Regions from separate parts of the Homo sapiens genome. Here region 1 is linked to region 2. The links are chromatin loops, found by intact Hi-C in ENCODE. Cell type or tissue: dorsolateral prefrontal cortex. All regions are shown on one strand.

Region 1 (8,000 bases), 85 kb after region 2:
ATGATCAAATGCACAGACACTTGTGATTTCTCTCTCTTCCACAATTATATGGGAAAAATACAAGAATGAATTCAACCGTCCATTACGAAACAAATTATTTAATGCTATTACCGTATCTCTTATTATAAATATAAGAAAACATTTATTGAACTGCATTAATAAGTCACTGTTGTCATGGATCTTCTGTAGACATTTGGGAATGGTGATTATCAGTGCTGTGCATAAACATTTTCTTCCTACCCTCTCTTGAGGACTCTAACTTGATTGTTCCATGAGCTCCACTGCAATCTGATCTCCCATTGTCAATCTCAAATTGTCCCTCATCCTTTACTTTTCACATAAGCCTCTAGCTATGAGAGGAATAGGTTTTTATACTCTTTAAGTAACTAAGATTTTGTACTAAAATGAAAAAGCATTACTTTGGCAGAAAGCACAATACTTGGAAAGGAGCACCAATATGAGAAGGGTGAAAACTCAGCTCTTGTCAGCCATCAAGTGTGTGAGTGGGGATTTTGGGTTTTATGATTGTTCATAACGAACTTGGAAATTTTCCACATTGTGCCACATATCTGATACAGTTGAAAATAAGGTTCACCTTTAGTGGCAATATAGGGCAGCCACTTAACTTTTGGCTTTCACAAGAAATATTTTGTTGTATACACTTCCCTTTAATATATTTTAGGTGTTTTTAAAAATATAATCCTCATAAAAAAATAAATTACATAAGACAATGTTGATAAATGTTATCACTCATTTTAAGTAAAACAGATATTAAACAAAGAGTTAAGTCAAATTGGAAATATTAAAGTTAGACAACACTAGATATTTAGCATCTTGATTTTTTATCATGGCACAGAAATTTTTTTCCATTATAATAGCAGATGTAAGAAACTCCACTATTTTAATAAGCTGTTGAAACTCGTTATGTTGTCTGCTAACCGGAAAATAGTACTTAAGAAATTAGTTTGACCTCTCTGGTGGAAAATGTGCCAAGAATGTGAACAGGCAGTTCAAAAAGTAAAAACATAAAAAACCAATACACATAAAATAATGTTTACCTACAAGTAATTCCCCCTCAAATGCAAGCCAAAACTCAAAAGATATCATGTACTAGCTAATAGACTGCAAGGATACGTATCAATGGTTAAGCCCATTTTTTCTATTGTTGAAAGAGTGAGGGGATGGGTGTTTACATATCCTGTTGGGGGGAGAAAAAATGGAACTATATAAGGCAATTTGAAAATATTTTTAAATCTTAAAGCTGCACAACTTTGAACTAACAATATCGCTTTTAGAAACTTACTCTAAGGTGATAAAGAATTGCGTTAATACCCACATATATGTATGTGTGTGTGTGTGTGTATATATATATATTTACAACAGAGTTATAAAATATTCCTATATCTTTTTAGGTGAGTATGCAAATATTATTAGATAATTGTATTTATAATATAAAATATTGCAAACCACCCAGACTTACAAAACCAGAAGGTTACTAGAACTTTCATTGAAGTTATAGGGATGATGTTATTCTACAATTATTAATTCAGGAGACATTCACAGAAATAATGAATTGAAAAAGCAGGTCACAGAACAGTACATATAAAGCGATTATATTTTTAGACATAAAATCTCATTTCCATAACAAAAGTGATATTTTATGTATACACAGAGAAAATAAGCTGAGAGGATATGTGGTAAAACATGAACAATGGTTCTATTTGAATGTTACAGTTAAGGATGATTTCTTAATCTAATTATTTTTGCTCTTTAGTTTTCTGAATCTGGGTTCATTTTGCTAAAATATGTATTTAAACAGCACTTTGAAACATTGCCTAAAAAGTAAACAAGACAATATTCTGGTTGGAGGTTATGTATTATACTTCATTGTTTGGGAATGAACTGTGCTTAGGTGTATCTATGATATTGGAAAGCTGTTAGTGAATAAAAAGAAGAAGTATATGTGAGACAGTCCATATTTCTGCTAATTTTCTACTTTTACTTTCTGGATAGAGAAAAGTTACAGCATTAATGGGGGTCATTATTGCCCAAGTTGCTCCTGTTAGAAGAGAGACATATGAAGAATTACATTAAAGAAGTTTGGTCACTAAGTAATGAGTACTATACTTTAGGTTTGGTAATGAGTACTGTACTTTAGGTAAAATATTGGTTAATGAGAGTGACTAAATAATGTCCAGCAAGGTAAACACCAGCTTGCAAGTACAAGCAAGTCTAAATACCAGAATTTGACAACAGTGGAGATACAGGTACTTTCAGCTCCTGGTTCTGAGATTTCCACTGCTAACACTACTATTACTGTAACAAGCAAATTGATTAAATAATCACAAAAACCATTCCTAACGTTTATAGGGCACAAAATTGTTTTCTAGGACTCTTCACTTTTCCTTGAGGGTCTATATCCAAATAATTACCCAATCTTGTCTTTTTGTTTTGTGTTGTTTTATTTTCACTGGACGTTTCAAAAATATTCCTTCCTTCTTTCCATTTTCATATCCATTACATAAGCTATTTATTGCCTTAGTCTAGGATTTTGACTCTAAGCCTCTAAATTTGACCATTTCCTCTTTCAAATCCCTTTGTCAGGTTTTCCCTGGATACGTTTAACATGTCAATTTTATCCTAGTATTTCCCTACTCCAAAGTCTACAGTGGATACCCAGGACCCACAAAGTGTAGTACAATTTCTGAAGGCTAACTGAAATTTTGTATCTTTGATCAATATCTCCCCTTTCTGTATCCAATCCCCTACTCCTGGCTTCTGGTAGCCACCATTGTACTCTACTTCCATGAGTTCAACACTTTAAGAATCTACATACAAGTGAGATCATGCAGCATTTGTCCTTCTGTGCCTCGCCATTTTACTGAGCATGTGATAAATATATACTGTCTATTTCAAAACTACTAAAAGGATTTTAAATGTTTTCACCACAAAGAAACAAGTATGTGTGGTGATAGATTTTCGTCAATTAGTTTGACTTAATCATTCCACAAATGTAAACATATGTTAAAACATCACATTGTACCCCATAAATACATAATATGTTCAATTAATATTATTTAAAATTTTTAATTAAAAAAATTAACCTGGAGAAGGTCGCATTCCATACTCTTTGTAATCAAACTATCTTCTAATCATTTCACCAAATTGTAGGCACTCAAAAACATCTTTCAATTTTCTCCCTCAATAAATATTACTGTTAGTCTTGAAATATCACAAATCCTTCCTTCAGACCATTCAAATTCTCCCAGTTTTATAAGATCCCCAAAAAATGCCCTGACCACTGGGGACCTCTGACCAATCATTTTCTGCACAATTAATTAAGCAATTAAACATGGCAATTTCATACACTTTGCTTATTATAGTTTATTATTGTATTGAACTGTTATTTAAATATTTTATGATTAACTTTTCATATGCTTGTGACTTATCTCTCTACCTATATTACCAACTTCCTAAGATTAGGTACTGGGTTTTATATCAGTGATCTTCAAATTGATGTATGAGTACTTCTAGGAGGTATAGGAAGCCTTTTAAAAAACATTTTCAAGATGCTCAAATTCCACATGTACTGTTGTCTGAAATTATCTCCCAAGAATCTGACCTTTCCAAAAAGGCCAAATTTTTACAAAACACAAAAATGAAGAAAGCCAAACCTCTCACCCATTCAGCATCTTATGTTTTGTGTATTGCGCACAACTCCTCCCCACACCTACCTGTTTTTCTCTATCTCTTTCACTGCCAGATTTTCGTTGTATCTAGGATAAAAGCCCCTACTCTGACCTCAGGCTTCCCATGATGTAGTTTCTGCCCACTGTCTCCAACCTCATCTCAGACCATGTCCTAAACTCTGGGTGATTTCATGTCTCAGGGGTTTTCTGTTAACTTTTTCCTCTGCCTGAAATACTAACTTATGCTTTATTTTTCAACTAATTTTTTCTCACTCCCCGGGTTTCAGCCTAAAGCTCTTACTCTCTGAGAGACATGTTCTCACTCTCAATCCAATTTAGGTCAATCTATTATTTTATCTCCTGACACCCTCCATGATGTCTTTGCAGCGCTTATCACAGTTTCTATTTATTTGTGTAATTATGTAATGTTTGTCTCCCCCAAACCCTGAGCCCATGAGCAAAGGAGCTCTTCACTCTCCTGACACATCCCCGTGCCTGGCACTGTGCCTTACATGAACGAAGTGCTCATAAAGTACCTACTAAGGAAGTGAAAGAGTATATGTTAAAGCCTATATTGAATCTAAAAGTAAGTCGATTTAAAAAATAAATGAACCTTGGAAATCATGGAAACCAAAGCCATGATCTCATTCGCAAGAGAGAGAAGGAGCTCAGGTGTCACATTTAGTGCCAAACAAAGCACTCTGAATTCTAGTCAAATCATTTTTTAAAATATCTTTTAATTCTGCTTTCTTGTTCACACCATCAAACAAATATCCATTGACAGGACAGCAACCTTGGAAGTACCCTTAAATTATTAAGTTCAAGCCTTATTAATTCCAATTTTAATTAAATTGATGAGATACATATAGTTGTAACTATCTTGCCTCAGTATTTCTGTGTCCAGAATTGGTGGGTTCTTTGTCTCACCGACTTCAAGAATGAAGCCGCAGACCCTGGCGGTGAGTGTTACAGTTCTATAAAGGTGACGTGTCCGGCGTTTGTTCCTTCTCATGTTCAAACATGTTCAGAGTTTCTTCCTTCTGGTGGGTTCGTGGTCTCGCTGGCTTCAGGAGTGAAGGTGCAGACCTTTGCGGTGAGTGTTACAGCTTTTAAGGCAGTGCCTCTGGAGTTGTTCATTCCTCCAGTCCAGAGTTGTTCACTCCTCCCAGTGAGTTCGTGGTCTCGCTGACCTCAAGAGTGAAGCTGCAGACCTTTGTGGTGAGTGTTACAGCTCATAAAGGCAGTACAGACCCAATGAGCGAGAAGCAACAAGATTTATTGCAAAGAGCAAATAAACAAAGCTCCTACAACGTGGAAGGAGACGCAACCTGATTGCCGCAGCTGGTGCTGCAGCCTGCTTTTATTCCCTTATCTGACCCCACCCACATCCTGCTGATTGGCCCATTTTACAGAGAGCTGGTTGGTCCATTTTACAGAGAGCTGATTGGTCCATTTTACAGAGCGCTGATTGGTCCGTTTTGACAGGGTGCTAATTGGTGCATTTACAATCCTCTAGCTAGACAAAAGTTCTCCAAGTCCTCACCAGATTAGACACAGAGCACTGATTGGTGCCTTTACAAACCTTGAGATAGACAGGGTGCTGATTGGTGTATTTACAATCCTTTAGCTAGACCATCCTGGCTAACACAGTGAAACCCTGTCTCTACTAAAAATACAAAAAAATTAGCTGGTAATTGTGGCGGGCACCTGTAGTCCCAGCTACTCCGGAGGCTGAGGCAGGAGAATGGCGTGAACCCAGGAAGCAGAGCTTGCAGTAAGCAGAGATCGCACCACTGCACTCCAGCCTGGGCGACAGACCAAGACTCTGTCTCAAAAAACAAAACAAAACAAAAAAAAAACTAGTAATAGAAGTGGTAGTAAATGGGACTATGTGCTTACCTAGTTGGTCTTCCAGGGAAATAACCATTAAGGGACTCTTTCATATCACATTATTTCAGAAGGGCTTTTTAGGTGTTGTATAAACTGTTTATAATAAAAGTAGGGAAGAGGAGGAAATCTGTACTGCCACAGAGAATACCCTGAAATAATTGGTATCAGTTATGATTGAGGACTTGCATGCCAGGACTTAAGGGAGGAGTCTAGGAGCCACTACAAAAAAGAAAATCATCCCATTCAGTCACCTTCAATTTAGAGAGATAACTATATAGGACATTATCACTGGATAGAATCAGATAATGCAATGTAAAGGAAGCATATAATTCTTTTAAAACCTTTGAGATGATAATTAAAAAAATCAAAACATGATCATTTCATTGTATGCTCAATATGATAAAAGGGAAATCTCTAGCTCTTCAGATAGAGGAACAGTCCTATATTCACATGGAAAATTCCCAACAGGAAATGAGAACTTCAGTATCCTGTGGTTTAAATGTTATACATGAAAGTATAATACTTATTATTTGTATGCAAACTACATACATTACCAATATTGAGTCACTACTTCAAAGTATGTTTTTGAAATACCTTGGGACTCTACAATCTAAATATATTTTTCCTTGTGGTTGTAATAGAGCAATTACTGATAATCTCCATAATTTTCTGTAGAAGTAAGATCCATATTATGTCCCAGGTTTAGAAAAAGCATTAGAGAATATTCATGAAATGAATGGGAATGTAACATTTCTAAATCAAAGTCAAATAACCTTTAAGAGAACATAAAAGCTTGCTAACGGCTCTAGTTTATCAACACCTAGGAGAACAAAATACTGTACAAGGAAGGATTCATAGATTCCACATAAGCAATTAGGAATGGATTATTATAGTCACAGACCTGTGTACATAAAAATCTCGATGTAAGTTGCCTAATGAAATAAAAACTATAATTATGGTAATACTTAAATATGTATCCAATATTTTGTCGACTCTTGTATGGAACAGATGAATATGATCATTGTTTTTACTACTTTAAACTGAAGCACACACATAAATGAAACAAAGGGTGTTTTATTCATTTATTTCAAAAAGCTGATTAAAAGCTAGCCATTGAAAGACAGAGCTACCTTCCAAAACACTAAAGTGTTCCACAGTGAACTGTAATTTCTGAGAGGCTATGATTTCTGGTGTCAGAGACTAAATTCCCATAGCCACTTGTTCCCGACTGACTCTCTTTGGCTTGAATGGTTGGCTTTTATTAGGATTTTTGTCATGACTTATCCCCAAATATCCACACTTACTAAATGCAAAACTACAAGAAGAGAAAGAATGTGTCTTAGTCATCCGTGTACTCGTGAGTACACTGCCTTGCATGCCAATGTATATTCAGGGAATATATACTGAATTGAATATAGTTCAGCTACTCAATATCTACAAACTGGGCATCTACTACATGCCAGCATTGTACTAAATGTGGAAAAAAGGCATATATTGAAGGTGGAAAATCAGATACAAGACTTAATAAATAGGTTGGCATTTGAGAGAGATCACTCTGCAACACACGGAAAATATGAGAAGGAGGCAAGATTTGTATTTTATCAGTCACATAACTGTGGATTTGATGCTAAATATGTAAAATATCCAATGTATAGTATTTATTTGAAAAAAAAAAACTTTATAAGGAATGGTAGTTTAAAACCTGGGGGTATACCTGGGTTAAGCTGCTTGCCCCAGATCTCTTCACTAGGCAATATAACCATCCTATTAGCCCTCCTAGAGCATAGTACTTACCTGGCAAAGAGGGAAAACTGTTTCTAATCATAGTTTCCAACCAACAAATGACCACTTAAAAAAACATAAAAAATAAAATTTTTCTCACCGACTTTTTAATGACTTGTAAAATTTATACAAATAGGGCTGAATTTTTTATTAGCTTTATATTCCTTTATATTCCTTGGCCTCTTTTTTAAAGTAAGAAATACATTTATATGAGAAAAAGAAAAACATCAACAATGACTAGAATATGATAGGCAGCCAATATTTGTAGAATGAATTTGTGAATGAACTATATATATTAATTTGTTTTGGGGGACAATAGCTCTGTTGGCTTTTTTCCTGGAGATGCTCTGTGGAAAAAAGCCCCACCTTTCATTTGAATTGCAAAGTTCAATTGCAAAGTTCCCTCTGGCACCTTCCATAAATGACTTCCTTATAAAGTACAAACCCCTTGGGGAGCATTGACCCAGAAGTTATTTACGCTGTAGTATGAATTAGCTTCAGGAGTCCCTCAGGATTCACAGCACATCCAGCAAGCTTGAATAGGAGTGTTGCTAGATGGAATGGAGAGGGATGTTTTGGAGGGTGGGATGGCAAAAAAGGTAATTTTTTAAACTTATTGCAAAAGAAGTTTTGTCAGTC
Region 2 (8,000 bases):
TGGTGGAGGTGTCAGCAGGACTGGATCCTAGAATCCACACTCCTCAGTCATCTTCCTTTTCTTTTCCCACATATACTCTTCATGACCTTGAATTGTTTAAGATAGTCCTCTCCCTCTGAGTATATGTAAATATATATTCATTTATTTATTCCATGTTCCCATTAAAACACATAGGCAATGTTTTCAATTTGTGTCCTCTTTGCTTGGTGGAGGGTTTAGCAGTTAATTCAACCTTCACCAGCCCCACTTTCATAAGCTGTCTCCTCCTAACCTTACCAATGATCTACCAACAAACCTCATCTTAGTCTCACACAGTCTGGGCCTTGTCTGTACCACTATATTTTGACTTTTCTCACCTTCTTGGAAATACTTTCTTCAGCATCTTAAGCCATTCTCCAACACTCCTCCACCAACCCCTCAGAGCATTCTTTCTTTGTCTCATTCTTTGTGTCCTTCTCAGAATCATTCATACCTTACTTCTTCCTTACGTTAGGTGTTTTTCTTGGATAATTTCAAGCATATTAATAATAGTAATATAATCATATTAGTATTTATTAAGCCCTTTTGGAGAGTTTTACATGCATGGACACATTTGCTCTCTCCCAACCACCTACGAGTTAGCACCTATGAGTTAGAGGTGACTATGATCCTTATTTATCACATGGGAAAACAGAAGCACAGAGAAGCAAATGAACTACTTTTCTTCTTCAAATTCCAAACTTTATTACATATTGAATCCAGAGGAGAAACTGAGTGCAGGAGGGGGAGGTTGGATGGGGAGGAGTCATTTTGCCAGGTGCTCCAAACCCTCCCCATTCGGGAGCCTGGCCATGCCCTCCTGGCTCCATCAAAGCACCTGGGCTGTTAAATGGGGCAGGAGAGCTGTGCTGAGGTTGGCAAGGCCCTTTCCCAGGACACAAGAACTGGATTTGTCACAGTTTGGCTTGGGAATGGTGGTGATGAGTAGGAGAGGACCTATCATAAATCAAAAATATAAAATAATAAAATAAAACTAATCACAAAAAAATCTACAACTCAAGTGAGGGTAGGGGCAGCCACTAGGTAGGGCTAACTCCTTCAATATCTTGGGAATAGAAACAACAGGAAAATAAACTAAGAGATACAGCAGCCACCAGTAGTGAAGCACCAATAACCACACATTCCCACACTGGTCCCAAAGGTTAGTAAGCCAGAGCTACTTCACTGCCTGTTGCATCTGTGCCCCACCCTTTGGAGAGCACATGCTCCTGGCCCTGCTGCCCCATCCTGCCTCCCACCAGCGGGCCACAGAGGTCCTTGGAAGTGTCTCCTAGGGAGAGCAGCAGCAGCGTCAGGAAGAAAAGGCAAAGCCCAGAGACCAGACAGTGGTGAGGGAAGGTACTGCTATGAAACTCGTGGTGCCCAGATTAATGCCAATGAAGGGGAAGCGGTGGAAAAGAAGAAAAGTTAGTAAATGTTGGAGCCTCAATAAGTATGTAATCAGTTGGTTTCTGATCCCACACTTCGCTTGTTATATGGCAGTCATGCCTGGACACATGCCTTCTACTTCCACTATGTATTAGGAACACATACAGTCATCCCTGTCATCTATGGGGGATTTGTACCAGGATCTCCTGCAGATACCAAAATTCACTGATGCTCAACTCCCTGATATAAAATGGTATAGTATTTGAAACCTACGCTCTTCCTCCTGTACACAGTTAATCCTTGAACAACACAGGTTTGAGCTGCATGGGTCCACTTATATGTGGATTTTTTTCAACTAAACACTTATTGAAAATACGATATTGGCAAGATGTGAGACCTGCATCTAAGAAGGGCAGACTTTTCCAACACACAGATTCTGCAGGGTGGTCTGCAGGCATTGAGTAGACAGGATTTTAGTAGACACAGGGTCCTGGAACCAAGGTATGACTGTACCATAAGACATCATCTATATACTATTTATAATATTTAACTCAATGTAAATGCTATATAAATAGTTGCTATACTGTATTGTTTAGGAAATAATGACTAGAAAAAACTTTGTACATGTTCAATACAGACGTCATTTTTTTCTGAATATTTGATTTGTGGTTGGTTCAATCCACAGAGATGAAACCCATGAATACTGACGGCCAACTATATGTGTTTCTTTGGTTCAGGTATCTTTCTTGGGTTTAGGCTGGCGTAGCCAGTTTCTGAGTGGCATTTTTTACTTGGCTATTCCAAAGAAATCTCAGGTGAAGCTGCTCACACTTCAATTCCCAGTATTATTCTCCACAATGCTGCTTGTTTCCTCTCCTTGAAATTCCTAACTCTGCTAATGGTACTACAATCTTGTTCCCGTAACTAAAACCATTGGATCCATCTTCTAGTCATCCTTATCTTACTCTTAACCTTCCATGATTTTACCTCCACCACTCACCCAGGCATTCATTCTGTCCTGGTTAAATTAGGGGAACAACCTCATTGGTTATTTCATGCACTTACCTCACATGTGTTGGGCCTGTGTCCTAGGACCTGTGCTAGCACTAACATGTGCTAGGCTACATTTTTACCTAATATGTGCTAGAGCTAGGCCCTGTTAATGTAACATGGTGCTAGGCCCTGCTTTAGAAGAACCAATGGTGCATAAGAAATGCAGTCTGGGACAGGCACAGTGGCTCATGCCTGTAATCCCAGCACTTTGGGAGGCCAAGGCGGGCAGATCATGAGGTCAGGAGTTCAAGACCAGCCTGATGAAACCCCATCTCTACTAAAAATACAACAATTAGCTGGGTGTGGTGGCGTGCACCTGTAGTCCCTGCTACAGGTGCTGAAGCAGAAGGAGGAAGATCCCAGCTACAGGTGCTGAAGCAGAAGAATTGCTTGAACCCGGGAGGCAGGGTTTGCAGTGAGCCAAGATCGTGTCACTGCACTCCAGCCTGGGTGACAGATCAAGATTCCATTTAAAAAAAAAAAAAGAAAGAAGAAAAGAAAAGTAGTCTGCCTAGACATTCTTTTAGTCAAAGGGAGGAGGCAAGGTGAAACAAAAAATTACTTGAGTACAATTATGATGAGCACTTCAAATAGTAAGTACAGGGTGCTATTTTAACCTAAAAACTGAAGAATCAAGGAAGGCTTCCTGGAGAAAGTGACATATAATTAAAACTGGCAGTGTGCGGTACAATAAATGCTCCAGGCAGAGGAAACAATTTGTGCAAAGGCCTTGAAGCAAGGAAGAGCTTGGGGCATCGAGTTCAGCAGGGCTGGAAGGAGAAGAGTAAGACCAAGTATAGAGTAATGGTCTGGTGAGAGAGGCCATGATTAGAGCCTATAGGGCCACATGGGCAGCCATTGAAGGGTTCTAAAAAAGTGAAATGATTCAATTTTAAATTTTAAGATAGTTTGCCTTCTGTGGGTAGAATAGATGGCCAATGCCGTGGAGGAGACCAGTGCAGTGCTTCAACCCTGAAACATTGATGGCTTTAGGTAGGATGATTAGACTAAAGATGAGAAAAATTGGTGGATACAAGGTAAATTGAAGAGGTAGACAAAACTATGTGAGAATTTAGGAAGACAAAGGGGTCAAGGATGATGCTTGCTTTCTGAGTTGAGGAGCTGGGTAGTAAGTGGTACTGTTCTCCTCCATCTGCCCCCTTAATCCAATTTTCATGCCACATCAAAAGAGTAATCTCTAAGATAAAGTTTAATCCCACAATTTTCTGCTTAAAACCCTCCCATGCTTCTCCAGTACTGACAGGATAACACAGAAAGAACTAAGATAGCTGTGCTTAGTGTGATCCAAAGGCCCTGCTCATAAGGGCTGTAGCCTACCATTCCCATCACGGCTCATATTTACTCTCCTATGCAGCAGCCACACAGTTAATTTTCCTGAATATTTTTGATCTGTGGTTGGTTCAATCCACAGATGTGAAACCCATGGATATTCTTATTTTGAGGGGTAAAATTCCTATTTATCCTTAAAATGCTGCTTAAATGATGTATTCTCCAATAACTCTTTCCTAATATCTCAGTTATTGAATATATGAATATTATAGCCCTTCTCACAACAGATTGAAAATACTTGGTTATATCTGTGAACCTCCCCAATTCCCCAGTGTTGCTTTTTAGACTAGCCAGGTTTTACTTTATCTTTTTAATCTGTTGTAATGAACTACAGTGGTATCTAGTATACAGTATGTGTTCAAAACACTTTCATTAAAGAAATCACTTTTACTGGGGAAATAACATACCAGCACTGTCCAATAAAATTTTTTCAATGATAGAAATGTTTTATATTTTCACTGTTCAGTATGGTAGGTGCTAGGAAAATGTGGCTAGTGCAATTGAGAAGTGAATTTTGGATTTTATTTGATTTTAGTTAATGTACATTTAAATTGAAATAACAACTATGTTGGACAGTAGTGTAATAAATGATATTCATGTTTCTATAAATGCCAACCAAAAACTATTATAGAATACTAAAAGAAGGAGAATTAGGACAAATGTTAAAGTTCAAAAAATACATCATGAATAGGTTATTACATAATTGAATTCTAGATACAACGACTCGTCCGTTTTTAATAATGACATGGCAATAGTTAATCTAATCTGACTGTCATATTTGATTATTCTTTTTGCTCCATCCATACATCCCACTTCTGTTTATTATCTCCCTCATTATCTCTTCATTTATAATCTTTCACTTTTGCTTCACTTGTACTATCTTTTTGGTTTTCAATGCTTTGAAATTCAAATTTCCTTTAGTTCCATTGGTGAACTTTGAAACACATTTAATAAAACCTGTTGCTATAGTTGAATACTAGATTTCCTGATTCAGTCGTGACATAAGAAAACGAAGATTCAATTTGTATCATGAACTTCTTCATTTCCCTGTCGGGGTATCAGAAAGTTTTTCACACTTAGTATTATTCTGGCAAAAGGTACTTCGTTGCTCCCTGCCCCTCCCCCACGGTCAAATGTGTAGTTAGAAAATGTGGTCATTGCAAACCTTAGCCACTAGATGGCACTAGTGAGCCAGTAGGGTGAAATGTTTACTGGGCCGGCTGCGGAATCTGATGGGTTCAAAATCAAGGTGGGGAGTAAGAGTAAATATGTGAAATAAGTCAATGCTTCATTTTTTTTTTAAGGCAAATAGTTGGGGAAAAATAAAACGTCCTCTCTTCATGCAAGTACAATGTTTAATGATTAAACTAGCATCAGTTACAGCTTACCTCTCCTCTTCCTTGCTCCACTGTCACAGCTTCCCACCAGCTGCACAGGCCTTCTCCACCCTTCTTCAGTACTACAGGCCGACTGCAACCTCAGAGCTTGTGTGCAGGTTCTTTCTGCTTTGACTATCCCCCGCTTCCTCCCCCTCAAACATGTCTGCATGACTCATGTCTTTCCCGCCTTCAATCTTTTCTCAAACCTCACATTCTCAGACCCCACTGACTGCCCCTCAAACACTCCCACCCCTTCCTCTCCTTTATCTTTCTCCAAAGCACTTTCCTGTCACCTTGTAACATCTATACATGTTTTTAGCTGATTTATTTTTCTCTTTTGGCTAGATCTGTTTTTGAATTACCCTATTTCTTAAGATCGCAGAGAATGAAGATGATTTTGCAAAAATACTGTAGACGTTGTGTGTGGGGCGGGGGTGGAGGTGGGGGGTGGATCCTCTAGCAGTAGATAGCCGTGTCCAGTTAGGAGCAGAAAGATAGGGAGGTTAGCTACTACAGTTACCTTAAAAATTAGTCAAAAGATGTTTCCAGGGTATCATGTAATGACTAAGTTTGGCCTTGGAGGGCTATATCTGACTTACTAAGATCCTATAGGACCATTTTTTAGAATCCCCCAATGTGCCCTACACACATCCTCACTCTGGTTCAGGAAGAAGCTGATTAAATAGTTGTTTTCCTTTGACCAACCACATCTTTCTATTACTGAATTTTATCTTCTTAATGACTATCAGTTTGGTCTGCCTACAAACAGCCAAACAAAATGAAAAGCAAAAGTCAATAATTTTTTAAACCTAGAGATGTCAACAACTTTTTGTTTTGTTCCACAGTAAATTTATGAAGCCTTGGATTCATTGTGCTTCTTGGAGACAGAAATCCACTACACAAATTATTATTATTTTTAAAAAGGAAGATGGCAGGGGAAATCATAGATTCACAGGTGCAAACTGGTCCAGGGTTTTCAGCTTTTTAGTAGTAATGTCAAACGGTACAGCTGCTTTAACTATTTTATCAAAGGTGACTTGGCATTCTTTGAAGAGTCTATCTCAGAAAATAGGTCGATTTATGCTTATACCAAAAGCAAAATAGCTTTAGACATTAAAATAACAATTGATTTTCTGCCATCTCATCTTTATGAATTCCCCAGTAGTGGGATCTTTCTAGGTACTTCTCAGTGCCACTTATAGAATTCATTCATTCAACAAATATTTACTGGGCACCCAGCATATCCCAGTCACCTTGTTAAATACTACACATAGAAAAGGCTAAGTAAGAATAGTCGATGTCTCTTGACTCCTAAAATGGTCATAAAGATGATAATTTGAGGAATTACAGTACACAGGATGCCCACTCTAAGCTGAGAAGCCCTGGCTGCTCTGGGAGTACCTTAGGGAAGAGTGTGTCAGTGGAAGATTTCCAGAGGGATGTCCAGGTTGAGGTGTAAAGGAGAAGCAGGACTTCCACCAATGAAGAAGGGGAGAGTGTGTCCTGGGAACCACATGTGGGAAAATCCAGGGAGCAAAGAGAACTGGGAATAACCAAGAAGGTGACCGTTTCAGAAAGGGTAAAGTGTAAAGTTGGGGATAAGTAGAGGTGGGTGATTCAGCAGGAGGAGGGGTAATATATGATGAGGTAAGCAAGGATCTTGACTTTATATTAGGGGCAAGGGAAATTTATGACAATGTTTTAAATGCTTGCTATGCCTGCAGTTTGGAGAAAGGGTTGAAAGAAAGAGAGCTGAAGACAGGGAGGCCTACCACAATCTAAATGATGTAATTAGGGAAGGGATGAAGAATCATAGGATGTAGATTAATTCAAAATTTATTTAGGAGGTAGAATGGGCTCAGCACTATGGCTGATTGTATGTAAGAGGTGAGGAGGATAAAGAAATAAAACACAGAACTCAGGTTTCCAGGAAGGATATCTTATGTGCTAGCGAGACCCTGAACTACAACATGTGAGGAAGAGATGACTTGGGAGAGGAGATGCCGAAAATAGTTTTGAGTTTGACATATCTAGGCACATACAGGTATTATAAAAAAGTTAATTGATATATATGATGGAATCCAAGCTCCAGAAGAAAACAAGCTAGAGATAGAGATTTGTTTTAATTATTTTTTCTGTTTAATGGCACTTGTGTGTGTTTTGTAAATTAGAAAATAAACTAGCTGAGGCTGCTCTCTAGACTGAACATAAAAGCATACGATTGTGCAGCAATAGGAAGGATTCTCTCTTTGTATGCCTTAGCTAAAAGGAATAGTAACTTTGTTCATCAGCTCAAAGATCTCACTGTTTGCTCTTACTAGTGCAAAGATATAAAAATCCATTTGTAAGATACAACTATACTTGAAGTCACAAGTATGTAGTTAGCATGCCCCTTAAAGTAAGGTAGCAATTACCTAGTGATTAGCTGTTAATCTGTCTATTCAAACTGATTTTCTGTCTCTTAAAAAGAGCAGAAATGATACAGGGCTTAAATCAATTTTGTGTGGAAAATTAGTTTTTACCCCATATGCTAGAATTTCAGCATTAAAAAGAAATTGATTCTAAACTATAGAGCTGATATACACACACACAAAAAAAAAACATGTACTACTCAAGAACCCACATTTCAAAATTCGCTTGTTGGCAATTCATGAATTCTTGTGTTTGGGGAATTCCCTGTGCTGGAGGATGCAGAGGAAAATAAGACGGATCCAGTGTCTGTGCTCAATGACTTACAGCTCTAATTTCCAAGGTGGTACCTACTCATGTGAAGAATTCATGCTGCTGCTAAGGTCTGTGGGAAAAAGAAGA

What was found. Peaks named below come from ENCODE experiments on the same cell type or tissue, not always from the same donor. Only the 100,000 strongest peaks of a DNase experiment are listed, where the experiment ranks them.
Region 1: it touches region 2 in a loop (2.1-fold over the local background); 32 of 110 quality-filtered maps call a loop at or near these places.

Annotation. Positions count from the first base shown.
Region 1 is chr6:68,880,433-68,888,432 of GRCh38, reverse strand. All of the region lies in intron 3 of ADGRB3 (adhesion G protein-coupled receptor B3), which reads right to left. Among named protein-coding and RNA genes, the nearest start is that of ADGRB3, 250 kb to the right of the region's middle. In dorsolateral prefrontal cortex, no CTCF peak of the experiment used is centred here; no DNase peak of the experiment used is centred here.
Region 2 is chr6:68,965,236-68,973,235 of GRCh38, reverse strand. The region is part of intron 8 of ADGRB3 (adhesion G protein-coupled receptor B3); the gene reads right to left. Among named protein-coding and RNA genes, the nearest start is that of ADGRB3, 330 kb to the right of the region's middle. RefSeq lists an enhancer at 4,865-5,159. In dorsolateral prefrontal cortex, a CTCF peak has its summit at 4,983 (motif pointing right); DNase peaks (open chromatin) are centred at 4,965 and 5,285; H3K27ac peaks cover 2,640 bases.